Regions from separate parts of the Homo sapiens genome. Here region 1 is linked to region 2. A link is an interaction called in ENCODE POLR2A ChIA-PET data of the cell type or tissue named here. Cell type or tissue: MCF 10A. All regions are shown on one strand. Links, peaks and the distances in the headings refer to the core of each region. The heading gives the core; the rest is flanking DNA. Region 1 has its middle 8.6 kb from the start of MIR8083. Region 2 overlaps DCST1 (DC-STAMP domain containing 1).

Region 1 (6,807 bases), core at 1-5,000, 1.3 Mb before region 2:
TTTGAGAGGCTGAGGCAGGTGGATCATGAGGTCAGGAGTTCGAGACCATCCTGGCCAATATAGGGAAACCCCGTCTTTACTAAAAATAGAAAAATTAGCCAGATATGGTGGCACATGCCTGTAGTCCCAGCTACTCAGGAGGCTGAGGGAGGAGAATCGCTTGAACCTGGGAGGCAGAGGTTGTGGTGAGCTGAGATTGCACCACTGTACTCCAGCCTGGGCAACAGAGCGAGACTCTGTCTCAAAAAAAAAAAAAAAAAATACAGAATTAGCCGGGCATAGCGATGCATGCCTGTAATCCCAGGTACTCAGGTGACTGAGGCAGGAGAATTGCTTGAACCCAGGAGGTGGAGGCTTCAGTGAGCCAAGATCTCACCACTGCACTCCAGCCTGGGCCACAGAGCGAGACTATCTTAAAAAAAAAAAAAAAAGGCTAGGTATAGTGGCTCAACCCTGTAATCCCAGCAGCTTGGGAGGCCAAGGTGGGTGGATCACAAGGTCAGGAGTTTGAGATCAGCGTGGCCTACATGGTGAAACCCCATCTCTACTAAAAATACAATAATTAGCCAGGCACGGTGGCTCATGTCTGTAATCCCAGCACTTTGGGAGGCTAAGGCGGGTGGATCACCTGAGGTCAGAAGTTCGAGACCAGCCTGACCAACATGGAGAAACCCCATCTCTACTAAAAATACAAAATTAGCCAGGTGTGGTGGTACATGCCTGTAATCCTAGCTACTAGGGAGGCTGAGGCAGGAGAATCACTTGAACCTGGGAGGCAGAGGTTGCGGTGAGCCGAGATCGCGCCATTGCACTCCAGCCTGGGCAACAAGAGTGAAACTCCATCTCAAAAAAAAAAAAAAAGGTACAATAATTAGCTGGGCGTGGTGGTGGGTGCCTATAATCCCAGCTACCCAGGAGGCTGAGGCAGGAGAATTGCTTGAACCCGAGAGGCAGAAGTTGCAGTGAGCCGAGATTGTGCCATTGCACTCCAGTCTGGGCAACAAGAGCGAAACTCAATCACACACACAAAAAAGTATTAGGGACCTAAAGAGCTTTTGTTTATGTGGATATCTATTGATATTTACCATAGTAGATATTAAAACAAATCCTTATTTATTTATTTTTTAATTTTTTTTTTTTTGAGTCAGAGTCTTGCTCTGTCACCCAGGCTGGAGAGCAGTGGCGCGATCTCCGCTCACTGCAAGCTCCACCTCCTGGGTTCACCCCATTCTCCTGCCTCAGCCTCCCGAGTAGCTGGGACTACAGGCGCCCGCCACCGTGCCCGGCTAATTTTTTTGTATTTTTAGTTGAGACGGGGTTTCACCATGTTAGCTAGGATGGTCTCGATCTCCTGATCTCGTGATCCGCCCATCTCAGCCTCCCAAAGTGCTGGGATTACAGGCGTGAGCCACCGCGCCCAGCCACAAATCCTTATTTATTTATTTATTTATTTATTTTTTTTTTTTTTTTTTTTTTTTGAGACGGAGTCTCGCTCTGTCGCCCAGGCCGGACTGCGGACTGCAGTGGCGCAATCTCGGCTCACTGCAAGCTCCGCTTCCCGGGTTCACGCCATTCTCCTGCCTCAGCCTCCTGAGTAGCTGGGACTACAGGCGCCCGCCACCGCGCCCGGCTAATTTTTTGTATTTTTAGTAGAGACGGGGTTTCACCTTGTTAGCCAGGATGGTCTCGATCTCCTGACCTCATGATCCACCCGCCTCGGCCTCCCAAAGTGCTGGGATTATAGGCGTGAGCCACCGTGCCCGGCCCGACAAATCCTTATTTATTAACTCATGTAAGATAACAATAATAAGCCTATTACATGTTAATAATTGTTGACTGCTTTATCAAGAACATTCTTATGTGAAACCAGCCTTTTCAGTGTGCAGTGGTGAAGAATGCATGCAATACTAATTGGGTGCCACTGCCTTGATTTATGTAAAGCCACAGCAGTTTTACCCCCATTGCTTTTGCACTTCGATGCAATGTGTCAACTCTGTCAAAAAGGCAAATAACGTATTAGAATTATTATGAAAATCGTTTGACCTCATCTATGCCCTGAAAAAATATTTGGGACTCCCAGGATTTGCGGACCACACCTTGAGAACTGTTATGTTACTCAATGGCTGGCATACAGTAGGAATCAGATAATTAGTATGGACTGAATGGAGAGGCCTGGGAGCTGGGGAGGAAGTGGGGGTCGGGTGGGAACATATGGATGCCTTTCAACCCAGGTGAAATTTGGGGATTGTCCACGTGCTCCTCCATTCCCCATGTCAGTGTAGACAAATGTTGAGTCATAGTTTGCAAAATGCCTCTCAGCTGGGCCAGGAGCCCTGGTTTCCCTGCTGGACCCACCCCTCACCCCTCCTTCCCAGGCAGGCAGGCAGGCAGGAATGCGGGGGAGAGGTGGCTGCAGCTCCACCGCCCTCATGGGGGAGGAAAGTGCCAGACATTTCTTCAGGACCATCCATCAAGTGCAGGCAGGCCTCTCCCCTGACCTCCCAGGCCTCTTCCTGGAGTCCACCCTGTGGGACCTGGACGTAGGGTGGCCACTGGGAGCTTGGAGGTCTGGCGTGGCACTGCTCCCTGGTACACGGCTGGCAGTTTGGGATAAAGAAAGGATAAATTGCTCCCCTCCTGTCCAGTGACTCTTGTTTTGTGCTTCCCGCCCACCCTTTTTGGCACCAGTCAGGCTCAATTTATCGGGAGAGGGAGCAGACATGGTCCAGTCCTCTCACCAGCCAAGCCGGGGATGAACAGCACTGGGAAGGCCTAACCAAGAGTGGTTGTCCTGTCAACCACAGCTACTGAACTTCCTGATGGGCCCCGGTGGCCCTGTAGCCTCCCATGCCCCAGTTCCTCCCCACAAGGGGAGCAGACAGCCCCTGAAGAGACTGGCTATGATAAAGAGAGCTGTGAGGCCTAGGAAGTTAGATCAGGGTGGAGCTGGGACAGCTACGGGGACTTGGGCTCTGGGGAGAGGAGCCTTAAATGAGGTGGGGAAGAGGGGCAGGGAGTGGACGACTGAGGAGCTCCAGAAGCACAATTCTAGGAAATTGCCGGTCAGATCCTTCCGAGGCAGCCTGGCTCCACTGCGGGCACCGGGAGGGGAAGGGGCTGTGCGGCGGAGGTGAGGAGGGGCCTAAGGAGTCGATGATTTCAGCGGCCCGAGAACTTTCACTGGAACTAAGGAGATTTCCTTCCGGAGGAAGGCCCCTGAAGCCAGGAAGAACTGGGAAAGCCATTCCTAAGGGGGCACCAGGAGGGTAGCAATAAAGCCCTCCCCACAGGCCGGGGAGACCGTCTTGTGCCAGGAACCTCCGCCCACATGGGAGGGGCAGTCTAGCCTCTCAGTTTCCCGGGCTGTCCCGCCTAGTACGTTTGGGAGGGGTGAGGGCCACAGGGTTTCCCCAGAGTATGGTAAGAATAACAATAATAATTGGCATTCGATTGTGCCTTGCAGTTGACAAAGGCTTTCACATACATTATCTCATCAGCCCACGTAACGCCCCTGGAAGAGTGGGGCGGGCTGAGAAGGCAGCTCAGCAGGCGGGTGGAAGGGCCAGCTGGAGGCTGTGCAGAGGGAACCCCCGCCCAGCCAGCCCCGAACAAGGCCACGGCCTGGAACAAAAATGGAGCTGACAGAAACAGACAAATAACCTCCTCCCTCACCCGCTCTTTTCTCTACGTCAAAGGGTTTGAGTCATTTATCACAGCAGTATATTTAGTAATAATTATTTTTAAAAAAGATTTATACCTTTCAGGACAGATCCGTGGAATCTAATTAAGCAGAGCCCAGTTTTGCAGACTGAAAGTCAATTTTTTAATTAAATTGCAGGAGCTATAAAAATAAATAAATTAACCATTTAAAAAAAAAAAAAGAATGCGGTCCAGGAAGATTTAATCTCTTTGGGTTGGAACGCAAGTAAGATTCCAGGCGAGGTGTTTACCACCAAGATGAAGGGTCGGGATGCGGATGAATTTGGTGTTGCACAAAGACAGGAGAGGACGCTCTGGAGGAAGATGAGACCACGTCCCATGCCTGCTCCCAGACTGCATTCTACCAGGAACAGGGGAGGTGGTGGCAAAAACCTGCTTGACTGTACCTCAAACCATGGTTAGAGAAGCAGTGAGAGAGTCCAGATAGGAAAAGACCCCAGCCATCCACTTCCATACCACATACACTGGCACCAGTGAGTCAGAGGATAGGCTGGTTGCCCTTTAAGAACCTTTCCAAAGGGAAGATTCCATAATCAGGCATATCTGCTCATGACAGTGGCACCCTGTCTGAACTTGATGCAATCATCCCAGTATGACTATCTGTCTTTGGCTTCCAAATGTGGACTACATATGGTATGCCTTGGCTATTGCATGTCCAATGATCAGGTCAGCCCACTAAACTTCAGGCAGGGAAAAACTAGGCCAAAATACCATGCAGATCTCAGTGTTCAAAACTGGCACAATTACACTCCTCTATCAAATGAGAGGCAGTGCAAAGTTGGGTAAGAGGCTGGACTCTGGAGATAGCCTGCCTGGATTTAGATCCCAGCTCTGTCACTCATAATCAATGTAACCTTATGCAAACTACTCAGCTTCTCTCTGCCCTGAGTTTTCTATTCTGTAACTCAGGAATGATCTTAAAACCTACTTCATAGGTTTGTTTTGAGAATTACATGACTTAATAATTCCTGTTACATGCTCAGAACACTGGCAGGTAATAACAATTAGGTAAGTGTTTGTTGGTATGATTAAGAGTCAACAGTATACAAATCATAACGCTAGATTTTTTTTTTTTAATTGAGACAGAGTTTCACTTTGTCTCCTAGGCTGAGCAAGAGTGCAGTGGAGCAATTATAGCTCACTGCAACCTGGAACTCCTGGGGTGAAGTGATCCACCTACCTCAGCCTCCCGAGCAGCTAGGCCTACAGGAGCACACCACCCCCACCAGCTAATTCTTTTTTTTCTGTTTTGGAGATGAAGTCTCACTCCGTCGCCCACGCTGGAGTGCAATGGCATTATCTCAGCTCACTGCAGCCTCCACCTTCCAAGTTCAAGTGATTCTCCTGCCTCAGCCTCGCTGGGATTACAGGTGCCTGCCACCAAGCCTGGCTACTTTTTGTATTTTTAATTAATTAGTTTATTATTATTATTATTATTATTGAGATGGAGTCTCGCTCTGTCGCCCAGGCTGGAGTGCAGTGGCGTTACCTCTGCTCACTGCAACCTCTGCCTCCCGGGTTCAAGCGATTCTCCTGTCTCAGCCTCCTGAGTAGCTGGGATTACAGGTGTGTGATACCATGACTGGCTAATTTTTGTATTTTTAGTAGAGACAGGGATTCACCATGTTGGTCAGGCTGGTCTCGAGCTCCTGACCTCGTGATCTGCCCACCTCAGCCTCCCAGAGTGCTGGGATTACAGGCGTGAGCTGCCATGCCTGGCCTAATTTTTATATTTTTAGTAGAGATGGGGTTTTGCCATGTTGGCTAGGCTGGTCTGACCTCAGGTGATCCACCTGCCTTGGCCTCCCAAAGTGCTAGAATTACAGGCATGAGCCACCATGCCTGGCCCCCAGCTAATTTTTAAAAATTTTTAGTAGGGACAAAGTTTCACTATGATGCCAAGGGTGGACTCAAACTCCTGGCCTCAAGTGATCTTCTTGCCTTGGCCTCCCAAAGTACTGGGATTACAGGTGTGAGCCAACGCACCTGGCCCATAATGCTAGATTTAAGGAGTTGCTTACATCTGAAGAATAGTGGGAAGTGAAATGCAGCACCTGATTGAACTCCTTAATGAGAGATACTAGTAAGATCTAAAAATCTTTGTATTAGAAAAAGTGCAGATTAGGCCGGGCGCGATGGCTCATGCCTGTAATCCCAGCACATTAGGAGGCTGAGGTAGGCAGATCACCTGAGGTCGGGAATTCGAGACCAGCCTGACCAACATGGAGAAACCCCATCTCTACTAAAAATACAAAAAAAAAAAAAAAAATTAGCCAGGCGTGGTGGCACATGCCTGTAATCCCAGCTACTGGGGAGGCTGAGGCAGGAGAATCATTTGAACCCAGGAAGCGGAGGTTCCGATGAGCCGAGATGGCACCATTGCACTCCAGCCTGGGCAACAAGAGGGCAACTCTGTCTCAAAAAAAAAAAGAAAGAAAAAGAAAAAGTACAGATTATGCAATCTAACTGCTTATCCAGGTCTGAAATCCTTTTAAAAATATCTGTGATCTTCAGCTGGGCACGGTGGCTCACACCTGTAATCCCAGCACTTTGGAAGGCCGAGGCGGGTGGATCTCTTGAGGTTAGGAGTTCAAGACCAGCCTGACCAACATGGTGAAACCCCGTCTCTACTAAAAATACAAAAATTAGCTGGGCATGGTGGCGCATGCCTGTAATCCCAGCAACTCAGGAGGCTGAGGCAGGAGAATCACTTGAACTCGGGAGGCAGAGGTTGCGGTGAGCCAAGATTGCATCATTGCACTACAGCCCGGGCAACAAGAGCGAAACTCCTCAAAAAAAAAAAAAAAAGGCCGGGCGCGGTGGCTCACGCCTGTAATCCCAGCACTTTGGGAGGCCGAGGCGGGCAGATCATGAGGTCAGGAGATTGAGACCATCCTGGCTAACACGGTGAAACCCTGTCTCTACTAAAAATACAAAAAACTAGCCGGGCATGGTGGCGGGTGCCTGTAGTCCCAGCTACTCGGGAGGCTGAGGCAGGAGAATGGCGTGAACCCAGGAGGTGGAGGTTGTAGTGAGCTGAGACTGCGCCAGTGCACTCCAGCCTGGGCGACGGAGTGAGACTCTGTC
Region 2 (8,831 bases), core at 1,141-6,140:
GTTTTTGTTTTCGTTTTGAGACGGAGTCTCGCTCTGTTGCCCAGGCTGGAGTGCAGTGGCTCAATCTCAGCTCACTGCAACCTCCACCTCCCAGGTTCAAGCCATTCTCCTGCTCAGCCTCCCAAGTAGCTGGGATTACAGGCACCCATCACCATGCCCAGCTAATTTTTGTATTTTTAGTAGAGACGGGGTTTCTGTATGTTGGCCAGGCAGGTCTCGAACTTCTGACCTCAAAAGATCTACCTGCCTCGGCCTCCCAAAGTTCTGGGATTACAGGTGTAAGCCACCGTGCCCAGCCCAGTTTGGATAATTTAACAGCTCAGTAGCTTCGAGAAGGACTCAGGTTCCTTCTGTCTTTTCTCTGCCATCTTCAGTCTATTGACCACTTCTCTTCAGGTCACAAGATAGCTGCAGCAACTCTGGCATCACATCTTCATACAATAATATCAAAGATCAGAAAAAAATAAAAAAAGAGGAAGAAACAGGCCAGGCACAATGGCTCACGCCTGTAATCCCAGCACTTTGGGAGGCTGAGGCGGGTGGATCACCTGAGGTCAGGAGTTTGAGACCAGCCTGGCCAACATGGTGAAACCCTGTCTCCACTAAAAATACAAAAATTAGCCGGATGTGGTGGTGCACACCTGTAGTCCCAGCTTCTTGGGAGGCTGAGGCAGGAGGCTTGCTTGAACCCAGGAGGCAGAGATTGCAGTGAGTGGAGATCGTGCCACTGCACTCCAGCCTGGGTGACAAGAGCGAAAGGCCATCTCAAAAAAAAGAAAAGAATAGAAGTTCAATCCCAGGCCCAACTTCACTGTCTTGGGCTGTGCGATTTGAGGCCAGGGAAAAAGGAAAATGACCTAGGTGACAGAGTGAAACTCTGTCTCAAAAAAAAAAAAAAAAAAAAAAAAGGAAGAAACATCCTTTCCTCATGTCTCTTTTTAGGAACAAGGGAAACTTGCCTATAATCCCCACAGTAGACTTCCTCACATCTCTTTGGTCAGAACTGCGTGCAACACATGCCCTTTCCTGAACCTGTCCCAGGCAAGGGAAATAGAATTAGCATTTCATCACCTGTTTATTGAATTAATCCTGCTGGATACCAACAGGAGACTACTTTTTCTCTGACCCACTGTATTCAAACATGTTTTTTCCCATTGATAACCTTTCACACAGCCCCTTAGATTTCTGGTTGTATTTCTTTAGAAGACCTAGTCCTACTTCAACAATTAAGACTTATTTTTAGGGGTTAAAGAGGTCCAGTCCACTCTACATCAGACTTTTAACCTCATCCATTCTCAAGCATCTTCCCTCCTTATCTTGCCCTCCCCATCCCTTGCGCCCCCAGCTCAGGCCTGCTCCCTAGCATGGGGTCCTGCAATGGAGAAGGGGCGTGGCCTGCTCTTTCCCTTTTTTCCTCTACTTCCTTCCCTTTCTGGTTCTTCTGATGTCAGAAGGGAGATTAGAAGAATTAGAGGAAAAGGGACAAAAGTCTTAAGTCACTAATGCTATTATAATTCCACTGTGGATGCCTGCGTGTAGCAGGCACTCACACCCTGGCTGTCCCAGTAGGCCTGATTATTGTCCCCTTGGAGGCTGTGTGTGGACCTCGGCAATGCCCGGTTTCTTGCAGAGGGCAGTTCTTTTTGGCTGACCTCGAGTGAAGCCCCCCTTCAGGGGCCACCCACAGCCTCTTGCTTTTTGGATCCCTCCCTCCAGCAGGCTGGGAGTGCACACGTCCGTGCCCTGCCAGGCAGAGAAAGCAGTGCACCTTCCTTTTTGTGGAGAATGGGGTCTCGCTATATTGCCCAGGCAGGTCTCAAACCCCTGGGCTCAAGCTATCCTCCCGCCTCTGCCTCCCTAAGAGCTGGGATTACAGGCGTGAGCCACCAACGCCCCATCAAAAGCAGAGCACCTTATGGTTGCCTCTCTCCTGCCCTGATGAGAAGCAGATGCCAGTCTCCATGCTTGTGTGCCAACATCGTCCAGGGGAGGTCTACAGAGGCATTACAGAGGCTGAGCTCTCCCAGGAGCTCTCCCTCCACTCTGTGCTCTGGTGGGAGCCCTGGAGTGGCCTCATGAGGCTCTGCACTCAGCAGGAGTCTAGTCTACAGAGACCAGGCAGGTTCCCCTTCCTGCAGCGCCAGTCCCTGAAGCCTCTTGGACTCCTGGAGTCTCTCACTTGACATGTGACACCCATCCTCTCCACAGACTCTCCCTCTCTGCCTGCCCATTCCAACCACTTTTCTCCCCTTCCAGGAAATCCACATTGTTGGTCTTTTTTTTTTTTTTTTTTTTTTTAAGACAGAGTCTTGCTCTGTCCCCCAGGCTGGAATGCAGTGGCACGATCTCAGCTCACTGCAATCTCCGCCTCCCGGGTTCAAGCAATTCTCCTGCCTCAAACTCCTGAGTAGCTGGGACTACAGGCACCTGCCACCATGCCTGGCTAAATTTTATATTTTTAGTTGAGACAGCCATGTTGGCCAGGCTGGTCTCAAACTCCTGACCTCAAGTGATCCACCCGCCTTGGCCTCCCAAAGTGCTGGGATTATAGGCGTGAGCCACCATGCCTGGCCCATATTGCTGTTCTTTTTATATAGATGGGGTGGGATAGAGGAGTGAGAGTCAAGTTTTGCTGTTTTGGTGAGCCCAAAGAAGACACCCATAGCTCCATGGGGCTCTCATTAGAACATAGGGCAACTATTTGTCAACTATTAGCCTCAGCTCGAGTCTTTGGCCAGAAGGCCAAGACCACAGAACTAGTCCCTTTCAGTGTCCTGTTCTACCATGACTGGTTTAGACAGATCCAGATTTATCCCTCAGGGGCTGGGGCAGGGCCAGGCTATTGCCCTTGCAAAAAACCCAAGTTGTGTTAGCAAGGAAGAAGGCACAAAAAAAACTGTGGGGTGGCACCCGACAGGGTTTGCCACAAACCTGAATGACTAGGTGGAGCCAGCCATGTGAAGAACAGGGAGAGGAGTGCTCCTGGCAGGGGGAACAGCTAGGGCAAAGACCAGAGAGGAGGAATGAGCTTGGCTTGTCCAAGGAGCAGCAACGAGGTCTGTGTGGGTAGACATGGTGGGTGAAGGGCTGCATAGCATGAGATCAGGAGGCAGGCAGGAGCCAGATCACAAGCTAGGTAGACCATGTTAGGGAGTTCGGATTTTATACCAAATGTGGTAGAAAGCCACCGAATGGTTTGAAGCAGGGAAGGGACATGATCCGATTTATGCTTTTGCAAGATCACTCTGGCTGCCTTGTAAAAACTGAAGTGTAAGGTAGCAAGAGAGGACATAGGGAGACTCATCAGGTTATAGTCCCAGTAAGAGATGATGGGGACTCTACCACGACAGTGGAGATGGAGGAAGTGTAAGGATTTGGGATTTGCTTTGACGATCATTGGGTGAACATTCCATCAACACAGGAATCTTCTAGCTCCCCCGACCAGCTTATACTGTTCCTTTGGCCTGGAATGCCATCTGCACCTCCTAACAACACTTACTCACCTTCCAGGCCCAGCTGACACGTCCTGTCTTTGTCCAGCCTTCTCAGCCCCACCCCTCCCTGAAGAAATACGTACTCCCTCCTTGGCTCCCACAGCGCTCTATAAGCACCTCCCTTGTGCACTTAGCACATCGTGTTGTAGTCACTTGTTTACTCATCTGTCTCTTTCTCTGGATTATGAGCTTCCAGAAGTTCACTGTCTCCTTGCAGAGACCACAGGGAGACACATGTGAAACTGCTAAAACATACCAGGCGGTACATGACCAAGGGCTAAAATTAGAGGCAGGGACTGCGAGTGCTGTAGGTGTCTGAGTACTGGGAGTACTGAGGTGGGCTCTGATCTCTCTTCTGACCATTCTGAGCATGAGCACCTGTTTCCAGATATTTTCTCTTGCTCTCTCTGCTCCCTCAGCACCTAGGGTCAGTGTCACTGTAGCCCGGAAAACCTTGGCTTCCTTCCCTAACACAAACACACACAAGTCAATCATTTGTGGTTTTTTAAGTTCTAGCCATCCCTCTATGCCCTTCCAGAGACTGGCACATAGCTAAACTCTGTGAGTGGCTGCTGAATGAATGAATGAGTGGCCCAGCAGGTCTATCAGAGTCAGTGTAAATGGGGATAAGGGCAGGATGGTGGTGGTTCCAGAAGGGGGTGTTGCAGGTGGGTGCTCTGGTAAACGTGAGGAAGGGAGGCAGCTTCCTCACTTCAGCTCACCACCTCCTGGGCTCTCCTGACAGGCTTGGGGGCCATGGGCTGGGGGACCTCCCCTCACATCCGCTGTGCCAGCCTCCTACTAGTACCCAAGATGCTGGGCAAGGAAGGCAGGCTCTTTGTCCTGGGATACGCCTTGGCTGCCATCTATGTGGGTGAGTATGTGGGGGCCAGTGAGTTACACTGAAGCAGTGACCCTGGGTGGGTCATCCAATGGGAGCCAGGCCGGGTGAAGGAGAAAAGACAGGAGTGTCATCCCAGCTGCTCTAACTCACTGTATGTCCCTGAGGGAGCTCCTCCCCATATCTGGGCCTCCTCAGTTTATAAGAGTGAAAACATTGGCCAGGCACGGTGGTTCATGCCTGTAATCCCTGCACTTTGGGAGGCTGAGGTGGGTGGATCACCTGAGGTCAGGAGTTCAAGACCAGCCATGGTGAAACCCCATCTCTACTAAAAATGCAAAAATTAGCCAGGCATGGTGGTGCACACCTATAGTCCCAGCTATTCGGGAGGCTGAGACAGGAGAATCACTTGAACCTGGGAGGCGGAGCCTGCAGTGAGCCGAGATTGCGCCATTGCACTCCAGCCTGGGTGACAGAGCAAGACTCCGTCTCAAAAAAAAAAAAAAAAAAAAAAAAAAAAAAAAGGCCAGGCACGGTGGCTCACCTGTAATCCCAGAACTGTGGGAGGCCGAAGCGGGCGGATCACGAAGTCAGGAGTTCGACACCAGCCTGACCAACATGCTGAAACCCCGTCTCTACTAAAAATACCAAAAAATTAGCCAGACATGGTGGCGTGTGCCTGTAATCCCAGCTGCTCAGGAGGCTGAGGCAGGAGAATCGCTTGAGCCCGGGAGGCGGAGGTTGCAATGAGCAGAGATCGAGCCACTGCACTCCAGCCTGGGCAACAGAGGGAGACTCCGTCTCAAAAAAAAAAAAAAAAAAACAGTGAAAAAAATCAAAGGTTGAACAAGTTGACCTTTCATAGGCTCTCGGCCCCACCACTGTATAGTTCTAGGCGATGGGCACTATTTGCAGAGGGAAGCTGAGCGGGTTTGAGAAAGTGCTGGTTATACAGGGAGGTGACCAACCAGGGCCTCTTTCTCCAGGGCCAGTAGCCAATCTGCGACACAATCTCAACAACGTGATCGCATCGCTGGGCTGCACCGTGGAGCTGCAGATCAACAACACCCGCGCAGCTTGGCGCATCTCCACAGCCCCCTTACGGGCCATGTTCAAGGACCTGCTGGTCAGGAATCTGCACAGGCAGAGCCTGGGGGGTCCCTCTCCCTGGGGCCAAGTTAACTTGAGCTGGGAGTTGTCACCCTGGATTTACAGTTTCCCAATGGGGATACTACTGGCATTTTTTGCAGAACTATTCCCAAACATTGCAGAACGTGCCCTGGTCCTGGTGTTAAATGCCAGGAGAGCCCCTGAGTCATTAGGACATGCTCTATACACATTTCCTAATACCTGAGTGGTCAGTACTCTGGACAGCTGAACTAGAATATCTAGGAAATTTGGGGGCTTTGGCCTTGAGTAGCTCAGAAGTTTCGAAGACAAGAGTATTCAAGAATTGGGTATTGGAAGGCTGGAGACTGGGGGTTTGGGAGAATTGGAGAGCTGGAGAGTTGGGGACATGGGGGCTGAGGGGTTTGGAAGTTGGGGGCATTCAGATGGCATAATGATCTCAGAGACTAGTGGTGAAGGGTAAGGTCTAAGGACCTGGGGAACCACTGACCAGGAAGGGTCTGGGATGGGAGGACTGAGGAAGAGCTGAGAGTCTGGGAGGTACGCAGAGCCAGGACATGTGGCATCAGACAAGGCAGCTGGTGGGGGGGCTCCCAAGGGCAATGGACAGCCGGGAATTTGAGGTGAGAGGCTGTGTCTCAGGGCCTAGGCTCCCTGTCGGCCTGGGGTGAGAACCCAAAGCTTGGCTACTGGGGGAGGACAGGCCCTCAGGCAGCAGAAGTTCTAAAGCCCCAGCCCTCACCCTTTCCTCCCTCCACCTCCAATCCCAGAGTAGCAAAGAATTGCTGAGAGCAGAGACTCGGAACATCTCCGCCACTTTTGAGGACCTGGATGCCCAGGTGAATAGTGAGACGGGCTACACGCCTGAGGATACCATGGACTCAGGGGAGACAGCCCAGGGCAGGGAGGCCCGCCAAGCCCCAGCCTCCAGACTCCACCTGTCGACACAGAAGATGTATGAGCTGAAGACCAAGCTGCGTTGCTCCTGTGAGGGGTATCCCTGGGGAGTGGAGGGTGGGGTGGGATGTGGGGCCAGCATTGTGGATCAAGATGTGGGAACCTCAGACACCCTTGCTCCTTCCTACAGATGTGGTGAACCAGGCCATACTCAGCTGCCGTCGTTGGTTTGACCGCAAGCATGAACAGTGCATGAAGCACATCTGGGTCCCACTCCTCACCCACCTGCTCTGCCTGCCTATGAAGTTCAAGTTCTTCTGTGGCATTGCCAAGGGTCTGCACAGTTGCAAAGGGGTGGGGAGCATCGGGGTAGGGAGCTGAGTCCTTGGGACCCACTGGTAGGTGACAGGCAGGAAAGCAACAGATGAGGAGGGTTTTGGCCCTGAGGCCACAGCATCCTTAGAGCCCTCCACCTGCTGAATAGCTCTGTGACGCAGGGTGAGTTACAGCAAAGCTCTGAGCTGTGGCTTTTCATCTGAAAGATGCGCATGGGCAGAATAACAGTAGTTCTTGCATTAATTTTTTTTTTTGAGACGGGGTGCTTCACTCTTGTCACCCAGACTGGAGTGCAGTGGCGCAATCTCGGCTCACCGCAACCTCTGCCTCCCGGGTTCAAGCGATTCTCCTGCCTCAGCCTCCTGAGTAGCTGGGATTACAGGTGGCCGCCACCATGCCCAGCTAATTTTTGTATATTTAGTAGAGACGGGGTTTCACCACGTTGACCAAGCTGGTCTTGAACTCTTAACCTCAGGTGATCCACCCACCTCAGCCTCCCAAAGTGCTGGGATTACAGGTGTGAGCCATCGCACCCAGCCACATTAAGGGCTTTTAAGGATTTATGGGGCTAACGTATGTGAAGGCAGTGGCAGAGCTGGCACACAGAGGAGCTGCTCTGTAAACGCTGGCTCTCCTTACTGATGTTTGTTATGGTTGAGGATAGATTGACAAAAATGAGGGAACTCAGGTCTGGTTCCTGGAGGGCAGGATCCAAAGAGAGCAGAGAGGGGAAGACTCAGCATTGGTGTGGTAGCAAGCCATGGGCAGAGAGACAAAAAAGCAGGATGAGGAGGACTACAGGAGGACAGGCAGGCCAGGCCTGCACCTGGAGGACAGGCCCGGGGAGGCCCCTGACCCCGTCCACTGTTCACCAGTGATGGAGGTTTGGTGCCGCAATCGCATCCCAGTGGAAGGCAACTTTGGGCAGACCTACGACTCCCTCAACCAGTCTATTCGTGGCCTGGATGGGGAATTTTCAGCCAATATTGACTTCAAGGTAGAAGGCAAGGGCGAGGGTTGGTGGGGGGTAGATAGGGAGTGGGAGGAGGGCATGAGGGAATAGAGCTAGAGGAAGGACAAGTGAGAGGGCACAGGAAAGAGGTGACCAGGGGTGAGGGAGGGGGACAAGGAGGGGGAATGTCGCTGGTGTTGAGGGGGCCCTCTGTTTCCCATCTCCACCCCCGAACACCTGAGATGGGCAGGGGAGGGGAAAGGTGGTGAGGAGGGGACAGTGCCAAGCCTGTGGTTTGTGCAGACTTGGCCTGGGGTGGGAGCTATCAGCCAGATATGAGATGATGTCAGCTGATGTAGGTGCAGGGGAGCAAGACTGTGTCCAGGAGGGTGGTGAGCAGAAGGAAGTGACAACTCCTAGAGGTCCTGGGAGGGCCCCAGGGACACAAGTGGGGTACTGGGGAACAGATGTCATGAAGAGGTGGGACCCAGGTCTGACGAGGTGGCCGCAGGCTGAGTTTGCTCATGTGCCCTCCACCAGGAAGAGAAGCAGGCTGGGGTGCTGGGGCTCAACACAAGCTGGGAGCGCGTGAGCACCGAGGTGCGGGACTACGTGTACCGCCAGGAGGCCCGGCTGGAGTGGGCCCTGGGGCTGCTGCACGTGCTGCTCTCCTGCACTTTCCTGCTGGTCCTGCATGCGTGAGCCATAGTCCCCACCCCAGCAGCCCCTCCTCTGCCCCGGACTGGAGCCCTGCCCTGAGGGAGGCTGTAAGGATGGAACCCTAGCACCTATCCTCACCTCTGAATCTGAATATTATTTACCTTTGTCTTTGTTTACACAAAGTTAAAGGAAAAGTGGACATTTTGTCAGAAGAACATTACCCATGTTCCCACTGCCTTAAAAGGCCAACCGTCTTCATTCATCCACCTCCTTCCAGCCTTTATCCCAATACTGATTTTTTTTTTTTACGTTTAGCTTTGACTTTTGATTTTTTCTTGCCCTTCATATTCCCCTTGGCTCTGACTTTGTGCCATTTTTATCTTTCCATTTTGCTTTCATTTTCTCCTGCCTGCTGCGTTGGCAGCGACTTTCCCTCCATTTAGAACAAAGTCCTCAACCCCACCCAGCCCAGTGTCCAGCTGGGCTGCCCCGGGCCTTGCTCTGCTCTAGCTCCCCTGCTGGT

What was found. ChIA-PET counts read pairs that join two places held together with the same protein. Peaks named below come from ENCODE experiments on the same cell type or tissue, not always from the same donor. Only the 100,000 strongest peaks of a DNase experiment are listed, where the experiment ranks them.
Region 1: POLR2A ChIA-PET joins it to region 2 with 5 read pairs; 1 of 35 experiments calls an interaction of 5 or more read pairs at or near these places.

Annotation. Positions count from the first base shown.
Region 1 is chr1:153,695,010-153,701,816 of GRCh38, forward strand. It overlaps the pseudogene GEMIN2P1. Among named protein-coding and RNA genes, the nearest start is that of MIR8083, 8.6 kb to the left of the region's middle. In MCF 10A, for the core only: no CTCF peak of the experiment used is centred there; a DNase peak (open chromatin) is centred at 2,352.
Region 2 is chr1:155,035,164-155,043,994 of GRCh38, forward strand. It overlaps DCST1 (DC-STAMP domain containing 1), which reads left to right. Exons shown (of 17, transcript NM_152494.4): 5 at 4,240-4,368; 6 at 5,322-5,461; 7 at 6,234-6,450; 8 at 6,551-6,694; 9 at 7,572-7,693; 10 at 8,189-8,346. Among named protein-coding and RNA genes, the nearest start is that of DCST1, 5.8 kb to the left of the region's middle. In MCF 10A, for the core only: no CTCF peak of the experiment used is centred there; a DNase peak (open chromatin) is centred at 3,568.